2 separate regions of the Homo sapiens genome follow, and region 1 is linked to region 2. A link is an interaction called in ENCODE POLR2A ChIA-PET data of the cell type or tissue named here. Cell type or tissue: MCF 10A. All regions are shown on one strand. Each heading gives the region's core, and the rest is flanking DNA. Links, peaks and the distances in the headings are about the cores only. Region 1 overlaps ENOX1 (ecto-NOX disulfide-thiol exchanger 1). Region 2 overlaps ENOX1 (ecto-NOX disulfide-thiol exchanger 1).

Evidence for each region. ChIA-PET counts read pairs that join two places held together with the same protein. Peaks named below come from ENCODE experiments on the same cell type or tissue, not always from the same donor. Only the 100,000 strongest peaks of a DNase experiment are listed, where the experiment ranks them.
Region 1: POLR2A ChIA-PET joins it to region 2 with 6 read pairs; 1 of 35 experiments calls an interaction of 5 or more read pairs at or near these places.

Annotation. Positions count from the first base shown.
Region 1 is chr13:43,229,660-43,235,043 of GRCh38, reverse strand. All of the region lies in intron 15 of ENOX1 (ecto-NOX disulfide-thiol exchanger 1), which reads left to right. Among named protein-coding and RNA genes, the nearest start is that of LINC00400, 120 kb to the right of the region's middle. In MCF 10A, for the core only: no CTCF peak of the experiment used is centred there; a DNase peak (open chromatin) is centred at 1,983.
Region 2 is chr13:43,314,884-43,320,267 of GRCh38, reverse strand. All of the region lies in intron 11 of ENOX1 (ecto-NOX disulfide-thiol exchanger 1), which reads left to right. Among named protein-coding and RNA genes, the nearest start is that of ENOX1-AS2, 130 kb to the left of the region's middle. RefSeq lists an enhancer at 3,085-3,164. In MCF 10A, for the core only: no CTCF peak of the experiment used is centred there; a DNase peak (open chromatin) is centred at 3,067.

The DNA of each region.
Region 1 (5,384 bases), core at 107-5,106, 85 kb after region 2:
GGGTATGAACAAAGCAATTAATGATCTGCAGTAAACTTTTCCCTCTTTAAGTAGGAAGAATTCTGTCCACTTGAAGGTTAAAAAAATGGGAACCAGTCTCTATTTTTTTATTTCCTTCCTTTCACTAGAGATAGCTGCTTCTTTTATGTTTTAATTGGAGAACACAGTTCATTTAAAATGTTTTCTAAGTAGTTATTAGGTTTTATTTATATATGTATACACATACATGTACTTTTTTCAGTTGGCTACTTCAAATATTTTTAAATGATGTGCTTTATATGCAGTACATTAATGGGAGTAGGTAGGAAGATTACATTTATAACATGCTATGCCTGCTGATGTCTTTGGTATCACAAAAAACTATATAAAATTAGTTAAATCAAGTGTGTTAGAAAGAAAAATATTAGTCAGGATCTCCAATAAAAAGCATATACAACCAATTCTAAATTTTCCAAGACTTTTCCCCTCACTGTTGGTCTTTTGAACTAGTTTACTAATATTAGCATTTGAAGTTAGGAGTAGAGCAAAAGAGAAACAGGGGGTGACACTTATTTTGAATCAATATATGAGAACATTTAGGTAGAAGGGAGGCCAGAGACTTAAGTGATTAAAATAAACTTAGGAGTTTAACTTTCCCTTCAGTTATCCATTACCTTGCTACCTTTCTCAATATTTTATTTTATTATTCTTAATGACAGTTTGGCAACAGATGTGATTTCCTTGCCAAACCCACTTCCAAAACATCTATATACTTCTACTCTTTTGTATAATCCTCCAAAAGAGGATAATCCTCCAAAAGAATGCCACAATGGGAAAGAGTTTCCAAGACCAGCAAAATGGATCCTGCCAAAAGCTGCAGTTTCTGCCTGCCACTAAATGATCCTATCTACTCATTGAGTTTGGTCATTCATACTTTGTAGATACCTGAATCTTGCGTCCATAAAGAGCTCCCCTGAAGCTTCTGGAATCTAGATACAGACTGTGGTAGGGACAAAACTGCTCTGGATCAGAATAGAGAAAAAGGATTTCCTGGTGCTGGGGCTACACTTTTCTGAAGAATTCTCATGCACTGAATGATTCTAGGAGCCCTCTGGCCTTCTGGTACATCTGGAGCAGTCATAAATACTCTTTGCAATTCCCCCTGAAATCTTCCCTTGGAATAATTAAGTCAGTAGAGAGGACACAAAAGTCATGCTCTAGGCCAGCCTAGAAGGCCAAGGACACAGCAGAAAATCTCCCACAACTTGGAAACATTAATTGGCAAAATCTTCATCATATCTGCATGCTTATAGTGTATGCTGTATGCCAATATAGTCAGATGATCAGTGCCCTCTTGGGGCACATAAATGTTATATAAGAAACGCACACTGGCAGAAAGCATTCCCTGGAAGAGAAAGGGAGTGAGAAAAAAGCTCTTCAAATGGATTCCATCTACAGAAAGAATAAAACTGAGGCTAGAACTTCCTAAACAATGAGCAATTCTAGTTACATATAATTATTTGTGACACTGATTTATCTGGGCAAAAGGGTGTATTCTGCCCAGACATTCTTATGACTATTGTATAAAACTAGAGTCTTTATTTCAAGGCATAAAGTTGATATTTATTAGAGAGGATCCGTGGGATTTCATTGACATAATTTGGAATTTTGCAGATCTGGATCCTGAGTATTATTAGAGTTCGACCATTCTGATGGACTTTCTTCTTGACAATTAATGGGTCTTCCAATTCAACTAAAGAAGACAGGCCCCTGGAAAATACTTTATTTTTGTGATTTCTGGGTTATTCATTTTGTAATCAATTTTTGTGGAGACAGGTTGACATATAATTGGACCTTAGAGAATTCTGTTTTTATGGGGGCATTGCAGGGTAGCATTTTGTTTCATAATGCTATAGTAACCACACATAAGGTCAGCTTGACATTGCTCAATGTCTATGCCAGAACTAGTTTATTTCACATATGGCCTGCATGTTGGATTGGCATACACTGAAGTTGTTTGGGATAGAATGAGTCATTACTTTTGATTTGGGGCCAAAGTTTGGGAGCTGTGTTTGGCTGGATATTGTTATAAAGGAAAAATGGATCAAATTTTTTTTATTGACAAGCTAATAGTTCTGCAGAGAGCTGAGAGTATAACTCTCTGGGTCCGTATCACTCTATATTCTCTTGCTTTTTATAATAATTCCAACACAATAGATTTCAATCCCAGCAGCTCTGATTGACGCCCTGTTGATGCTAGTCATTGTAAATACTATCCAGATGTAGTCAAAAACTTCTCCACAACTTTTAACTGTAACAAAGCAGCTTTTCTCTAAAACCTCCCTGGTCCCCTGAGAACTGTCCTCAGGTTGACAATGATTGGGCAAACTTTCTTACATATCCTGAGTCCTCTGCAGATCAGGACATACACATCATTTCCATCACAGTCACCATCTCACACGTGCACAAAACCAGACTATACCAGAAGCAGAAGGCTCCTCCTAATGTGGGTATAAAGAAACAGCTGAGTAGAATATGGAAAAATATTTTTAAAGAAGGTTAAGCAATAATTTTTGGTGATTTCAGTGAATAAAGTTGAGGCTATATTTAGGCTGTACCTGAGAAAAGTAATCTTGGGAGTATGTTCCTCTCTGAAAACTACTGACCATAAAGAATGAGTCATTGACCTAAATCTTGTTTCCAAGGCACAAATGTCCATATCAATAAATCAACAAACATTTATCAAGAGCCTACGATAAGAATAATCCGTCTTCATTGTGGAAAAGAATTATCTAGGCAGCCTATTTATAAGGCAGAATCTTTAGCCCCACACACAGGTGTGGTGGCTCACGCCTATAATCCTAGCACCTTGGGAGGCCAAGGCAGGAGGATCACTTGAGCTCAGGAGTTCAAGACCAGCCTAGGCAATATAGTGAGACTCCCATCTCTACAAAAAAAAAAAAAAAAAAAAGTTAGCTGGGCATGGTGGCATGCACCTGTAGTCCCAACTACTTGGGGGGCTGAGGTGGAAGGATCTCTTGAGCCCACGAGCATCAGGCTGCAGTGAGCTGTGAGCAGCACCACTGCACAACTGCCTGGGTGATAGAGTGAGACCCTGTCAAAAAAGAAAAAAAAGAAAGTGATCCTGTTCATTGCAATACTAATATCTGAGAGGATGCTAAAGCAGGCATATCTGGTACTATGTTTTGAGAAACGCTGGCCTGATTTATGCTATCCCATGCATTAACTGATGGTGGAAAGATGATCTCCCCTCAAGAAGTTCATAGATAATGAGAAAGAATGCAGTTAATTACAATGAACTGTGGTTCGTAGTAAAATCAGAGACACAGAGAAGGAGCTACTTATGCTACAGATGCCTTGTCAGAAGAAAGGACAGCTGAGCTAGTCCTAAAGGATGAAGAGGTTTTCACTGGATGGATAAAGAAGTTGTTAAGGGCATTTCAGGTACCAGGAACAATTTACTACTAAGAGGTTCAAATACAGTCTGAGGGGTTTAATCGAAAAAATAAGACAGACAAATATTACAACACAAAACTAACTAACCAACCATACAAGATTAGGTTTTGTACTCACCAAGTAAGCGGAATAAACTTTTTTGGAAAATTAAAGCTTTTTGGAATCCCAAGGCACTGAGAAGCATCAGCCCAAACCACAAGTGTTTGATCGGTTTCCTACAGTTTCTCTCCACTTCCCATATACGCTTCATCACTCTGCAGCTGCCCACAGACAACTGTCCCCTCAGGGCTTACTAGGAGACCCAGATTTTGCATGGCTTTTTTTCCTGCTGATTCTCCAACATCCGTGGACCATTTATATGGGTGTCAACATGAAACAAGACTATTTCAGGCTGGTTTATGGTCAGGCCTCTGGTAATTCCCAGCAAGATGTGACTGTGTCTAGAGACACAGCTGTTCATCTGCAGAGCCAAGGTCTCTGGAAAGCCCCAAGGTGCTCCTCTATCCCAGTGAGCTGATGGGCCCCAGGGTCTTTTGAAGCTTCCTAGGAGACTATCAACCAGTGTAGGTGTAGAGAAAGCAAATCTCAGCCAGAACTTTAGAACCTGACACAGAGAGTTTGGAATGAAAACTCCAAGCAGCCTGGGGGTAGTGGGGAGTATATTCTGGCAATATTCCATTTCTCATTCCACTCAAAGAGAATAATGTGCTGACCAAACTGAATGCACAAAGTGATAGTTTATTCTCATCGGGTAACCAATATAATTAAACTATAACAGGGCTAACCCATCCCACTCCCATCTTTTGTATAAGGATGCAAAGGAGAAACCATAATACCTAATGATCTCTAAGCAGCCCTGAGCGGTGGGGGAGGGGGAGTGGTCCTAAATATTTGTGGATTGAGGCATTTCATCCACCGGGTAATCTAAGGCAAATCACTTATCCAAACCACTGTGGTAAGTGTGTAAGCCCTCATACTGCATAAAATTAGGAAGTTTGATTAGATGGTCCTTTTCAACTCAATTCTCTGTAATGTATGAGGACTATTATGAAAGCTGCATTACCCCTTAGTGATCTTGTATGTAAGTGGAGCATCATGTGCATCAATATATAAACATGAACTCTACTATCTTGTACCTTTGCAACAAACGAGAAGGAAAATCTGTCTTGACACCATGACCCCTTTCCAGCAACAGTCCATTTCCTGCCCCTGTCCAAAGCAGGATTCCTCCAACGCACTATGCTCACAGTCACCATTCCCTCCTCCCCTCTCTCTCCAGCCTCCTCCAGTCTGACTTGCATCCTCACACCAAAACCATTCTTTTCCACATCACCAGAGAATTTTATGTCACCAATTTCTCAACTCCCTCTACCTGGCAGCTACTTTACGTGGTTGACTACTCACATCTGGAAATACTTCTCTCCGCCATCATGATGCCACACTTTCTTATTGATTAAACCCTCTCAGAGTCCTCTGATGAGTTTTCCTCAGCTTACCTCTAAATTTTGGGCTTCTCCAGCCTTCAGTCTTGAGGCCTCTTCTCTACCTAGGTAATCTCAATGAATACTTTGGCTTCAAATCCCTTTTTGTTGCCATTGCAAATGTATACCATCTCCAGCTGCCATTTAATATTCTTCACTTAGATGCTAATGCACATCTCAAATTTAATGAGGACAAAACAGAACTCCCGATTCCCCTTTTTCCTGCCCTAATGTGCTCCTTCCCCAATATTCTCATCTGAGAAAATAGTCCCACCCAGTTGCTCAAGTGAAAAACTGTTTACTCATCTTTCATTCTTCCCCAGCCTCACTGCTCACACCAGCCCCCTGGCTCTCCCTTTGGAGTCCGCTTCTCCCTTTGCAGTCCAGATCATGACTCACCACTCCAGTCTCATGCAAACACTTCCAACTGGCCTCCCAGTTCCCCCT
Region 2 (5,384 bases), core at 267-5,266:
TCTTTTCGTGCTTTTCAAAACGAGATGGACCAGAGAATGTGGCATGTGGTTTCTGAAGAAAGCACAGGACTGATTAAAGGGAAAGGAAGGCAACTAACCTTTTTTATTCCACGGGGCCCTGAAGATCTGGCCCAAAGGCAGGCAGTTGTTTTTCTTTCAGCCCTGCATATTTGGGGACACAGCCTGACAGCAAGAATTCCCATCTGGTCTTTTGTTCAAACCTCAGACAAATCCCTGCTAACTGTTGCTTGAAGCAGGAGGATGGAGGCCATAGCCCGAGGGAAACACCTTCCAGCGGTATCTTCTTGGGTGACACATCCCTTGTTTTTAGGTACACATTTGCATCTGCCAGTCACCTACATAGGAGCAGTCCTCTCAAAATGTAGCACTCTAATTCACTAACAGGGGAATTGCCAGTGCTGTAATGGAAGTGAAATTCTCCATGCTGTAAGGAATCCCCTGCCAATTTCCTCTCTGCTTAAACAGTGGGATTTTGCTTCAGACCTCCTGGGTAGTAGCTGACCCAGGAATTCTTGGAAATTCCAGAAGAGAATATCCTTCAGTTGTCACCTGCCTGTGCCGGGAGGAGGTGCTGAGGCTGCACCCACTGCAGGGCGCTCTGTCTGTGGTCCCCCAGGGCCAGCTTTGCTTGTCATCTCCATACTAAGACAAAAAGTACCCTGTAATGGGTTTTATTTTGGGGGGCAGGGAAGAGATGGAAATAATTGACTTGTTTGGTTTTTAGGAAAGGCACAATTTATTGTGTAAGGACTTATATGATACCTTGGGTTTACTTTTTAAAAAATAATCAAAATGTTTCAATATATCTCTGCTTTTTGGTTATGAAGAATATTTCATTGTACTTTTCTTTTTACCATATATAATAATTTGCAATATGTCTTTGGCTATAATTCTGCAGTATCTACAATAGAATTCTGGGTGGGGTGTTCACTCTTCTTGATCAGTTGAATCTTAAAGGGGAAAAGGAGTTCACTGGAGCAAAACTAAGATGCTGATAAAAATGAAAATCAATTTTGTTAATAAATTCAAAAATAATGACAGATTTATTGAAGCATTCATTCTAGAAGATCGGCATCCTGCTCTGAAGCCTGTGAAGATAATTTTTGATAAAAATTCAAATTTATTGTTGTTTAGTCTGCCTCCTACTGAAATGAAGCCAGACTTTAAAATCCAGATCTGTTCTTCCTTTTTCTCTTTCTCTCTCTCTTCCTCCCTCCCTCTCTCTCCCTCTCTCCTTCTCCCTTACCCTTTTCCACTCCCTTCCTCCCTCTCTCCCTCCAGGTTGACTCTGTGGGGCGGGATAGCGTTCGCAAGAAATAAAAAGGAGAAAGGAAAGAGGAAGGCTGTCCTAGATTGTAAGGCCTCAGATGGCAAAACCCGATACGTTTTAGTATTGTGAGAGTTAATAAGTCAATGCATGCAAGGCACTTCTGACTTTACTTACAGTGTTGAGCATCTAGTAAGTACTCAATAAATGTTAACTCTGCTTGTTATCTTAGTCATCCTCCAACACGTGGCCCTGGGCCTTTCCCCAAGTACGTAATCAATAAAAGTCTGTGGACTTCAATTCATATTCCCCTTCTTCTGATCTTAATGTTTTCGATGCCTTTGTCCCAGAAGTTGATAGGAGGATGATAACCCTGAGAACATTTGCTCTAATTAAATTGAAATGGCAAGTATTAAAGAGGCATGTTCAAACAAAATGTTCAGAACTTTATACGTACAAAATTCAGTGTCACATGGCGAACAGGCCATGGCCCAGAGAGCTTTAACCCAGCACTGTTTTGATTATCTACATTTTGTATGTCCAAGGTGCTGTGGACCCAGGGCACACAGAGTTAGTTAGATACAGGGTACCCAGTTCTCTAGGGTGTAAGACTCATTTGAAAAAAGTGTTTTCAGTTAAAAATATTAGGGATGTCCTAAAGCTGGTAAATTAAATTTATTATAAACCAAAATGAACATCACTACATAGTGTATGTACCTCACCCAATATTTGATGAGTGTACTTTGAACACAAATGTTAGAAGAGTAAAACTAAAAAGTCCCTTGCTCAGTAGACAATCATTATGCCTTTCCATAATACACAAACAAATGTTTTTGGATTTTAACTGCATTTCATTTAAACTCTGAGCTCCTTATAGGAGCAGACACTCTAAATTATGAAGAGTGTTTTTCTGAGCTGTCAATTTTTCATGAAAATTCACCATAACATAGGTACAAAGGAATTTTTTTTTTTTTTGAGACGGAGTCTTGCTCTGTCACCCAGGCTGGAGTGCAGTGGCATGATCTTGGCTCACTGCGAGCTCTGCCTCCCGGGTTCACGCCATTCTCCTGCCTCAGCCTCCCGAGTAGCTAGGACTACAGGCACCCGCCACCACGCCTGGCTAATTTTTTGTATTTTTAGTAGAGACGGGGTTTCACCGTGTTAGCCAGGATGGTCTCGATCTCCTGACTTAGTGAGCCGCTCACCTCGGCCTCCCAAAGTGTTGGGATTACAGGCATGAGCCACCACGCCTGGCCCGGAATTTTTTTTTTTTAATTTCACTAAGAATTCAAACAAGGACTTTCCAAATCTTTCAGCCACTAAATCAAATTAGGAACTCATAATTAGGTTTGGTTGGAACTAGCAGTATCAGCCTATCTGAATAGTTATATATGTAGCTGGAAGATTTATGTTAAAAAAAAAATAAGTAATAAAAATAATAATAATAGGGCTCTCTGACCATCCCATTGATTTCTTTGAATAGCAGGACAACCTATTTTTTCTGATTAAGTATTTTCTGGGTGGTAGTACTTCTGAAAGATCCTTAAAAATGCCCATCAGGAAGATTATAATCAGGCACAAGCTTAAGAAGAGGCTCACTGTTACCCCATCACCAGCCAGGCACAGAAGAAGGAGAGGGTTACTAAATACCAGACCAGGGTGCAGCAGCTGACTGAAGGGGCCAACTGCAAGGGGCTCTGTCATTCACACTGGTAGAAACTTCCTTTTAGGAAGCACTGAATGTAACTGAAAGCAGGCTCACCCGAGATTGGCTCAGAACTTGGCAGAGGGACAAGAGAATTCAGACACTGAAAGTGAGATGGCTCAGTCTGAGGCCACATGCCAGGATCTGAGCTCCGGGCGCCAGCAGACCCCAAGGGCAGGGGTGTCTGTGTTGAGTGGAAGCATAGAAGGATAAGCTGTTTTCACATGTAATGACAGCCGAGGGCACCATCTCCTGAAAGAGAAATAGACCAGTGGGGTGTGTCCATCACTGACCACTGAATTAAAGACAAGCATTTTCTCTTCTGGGAACCCAAGGGGGCCAAACAAGGAAATGTGATGAATCAGAACTAATGTGGCTTAAAGATGATAAAAGAAATCTTGCAAGGTGGGCTGAGTAGCCTGCTTTCTTCCTAAACTCTAAACAGAGTTTCATTTGCAAAGGAGCCAAGGCTTTCCTGTTTCTTTCCTTTTTTTTTTTTTCTTTTAATCTTGCTAATCTTGCCCAAGGAATTCAAATAAATATTTATTTTGGGTGGATTTTTAAGTTCCCTAATTTCATGTGCAGTTACAATTCCCTTTCCGTAATGGATATGCTTCTGAAAAGTGTAGAATTTTTTTTTTTTTTGTAAATTGCTTCACCTTTTAAATGCAGGAAAACAGATGCTATTTAAATTGATCCTGTAGCAGAAGATTCCATTTCAATGGAAGCACTCCTTCTGCCCAACCAGACTGTGTTTGTTTTGTAAATTCACACTTGGAGCCTAAACTGTCTTTAAGCTTAGCCCCTTTATAATCCTATTTTTATGTAGCACCTATCAATGCCATGATTCTTGACATCTCTCTCATATGTGCACAAACTTTCCATAATCTGGTATTTTATGTAAGATTAATCTGTGTTGCTGACATTGGTGTCTACAGGACCAAGGACTTTCCCTAATACTCTTAACTACTCAACTGTGCCACACCTCGGTGAAATTCAGCTGAGGCCTAGCTGAAGTTCTTAAACAATCCATACCTGTTTGATCCTAGCTTAGACCTGGGTGGGGTCTCCACAAAGTTTCCTGCATGACAGCCCAGCATGTTCCCAGCTCCTGTCAGGCCCTGGCTTCTTGCTTAGTGCTATGAGTCCCTTGAGCCTGGTGGAGGGCTTGAGCTGATGGGCAGTTGGCAGGGAGAGGAGGAGAATGAGGACATGAGCAACCAATCTTCACAAAGGGAGAGCCACTGACGCCTTGACCTGGGAAAGGTTAAGACGCATGACCAGGGAGTAGTACAGGGTCACTGCACCGCCGCCTGTGTGCAGCCCAAAGTGCCCTGATGCTTATTGACTGCCAGGAACACCATTATCTACATTACAGTTTATTATGTGTTCTGGGCATTTCATTCCGGTAAGGTTTGATGCAGGATCATTACATAGGAGAGTGGATTTAATCCTGTTTCTGTAGCAGGCTTGAAGGACACTGAGGGAATATTTATGTAATAAGATGCAAAGTTGCTATGGAAAGTACTATAGCAACCTAACGTCTTAGCAGAGCCAAGCAGCCACTTGTAACAGCAATCCAAATTTACATTTATTTTAGTGTCATTTTATCGACACTCTTAGTATCTCATTCTGACAGGATGTTAAAATATGTTTTCAGCTTGCGTTTGAGCAAAATTAACACAGTGTTGTTGGAATTTAAGTGCGGTTTGCACAACTTCTAGAAAAAATCAGGATATTTTTTGAAGGAGTTTAGATGACAGAATCTGGGCAACTTTGTAAGCTTTTTATTGTTGTTGTTCTTTCCTAAACACAGGAGAGAATTCTTCAGTAGAATTTATTCCTGATTTTCCGTTTTCATTTATAAGCAATACTCAGGAATCTCTGATTTTGAAAAACGGATTACCCTTTACAACATCGATGAATTTTGTCAAATGCTCACCTGTGATTCTAGCAGATGCTCATAGAAAACACTTTCAGTAGGTCACCTCATTGCGCTCTAGCAGCATGTAACATTTTAAAAAATGAAAGTTGTTTTTTGAATAAAAATAATACCTGGTCATTTTTGAAAACCTAACAACTAAGAATAATGAATAAAGAAGAAAACAAAATTGTGTTATAACATTACAGAAGAATGTTTTGGCTTCTAATTTTTTTCTTTTGCACAGTTAACTACATAAGTATTTTTCCGTGTATTTTTTAAGGCTCAGGAATAAAATTCTACATGATTTTGGTTTCAGACAAGAGTCCTTGTGTAACAAGCAAGCCTTTGTTAAAAGTTTTCTTTTTATATATTAATGGAATAGAAAATAGAGAACAAATAAGTTTGTATTCTTCCTGGATCATAGGCTCTTTCCTGTGGACCTTTGAGAGATGAAGCTAAAATCTTTG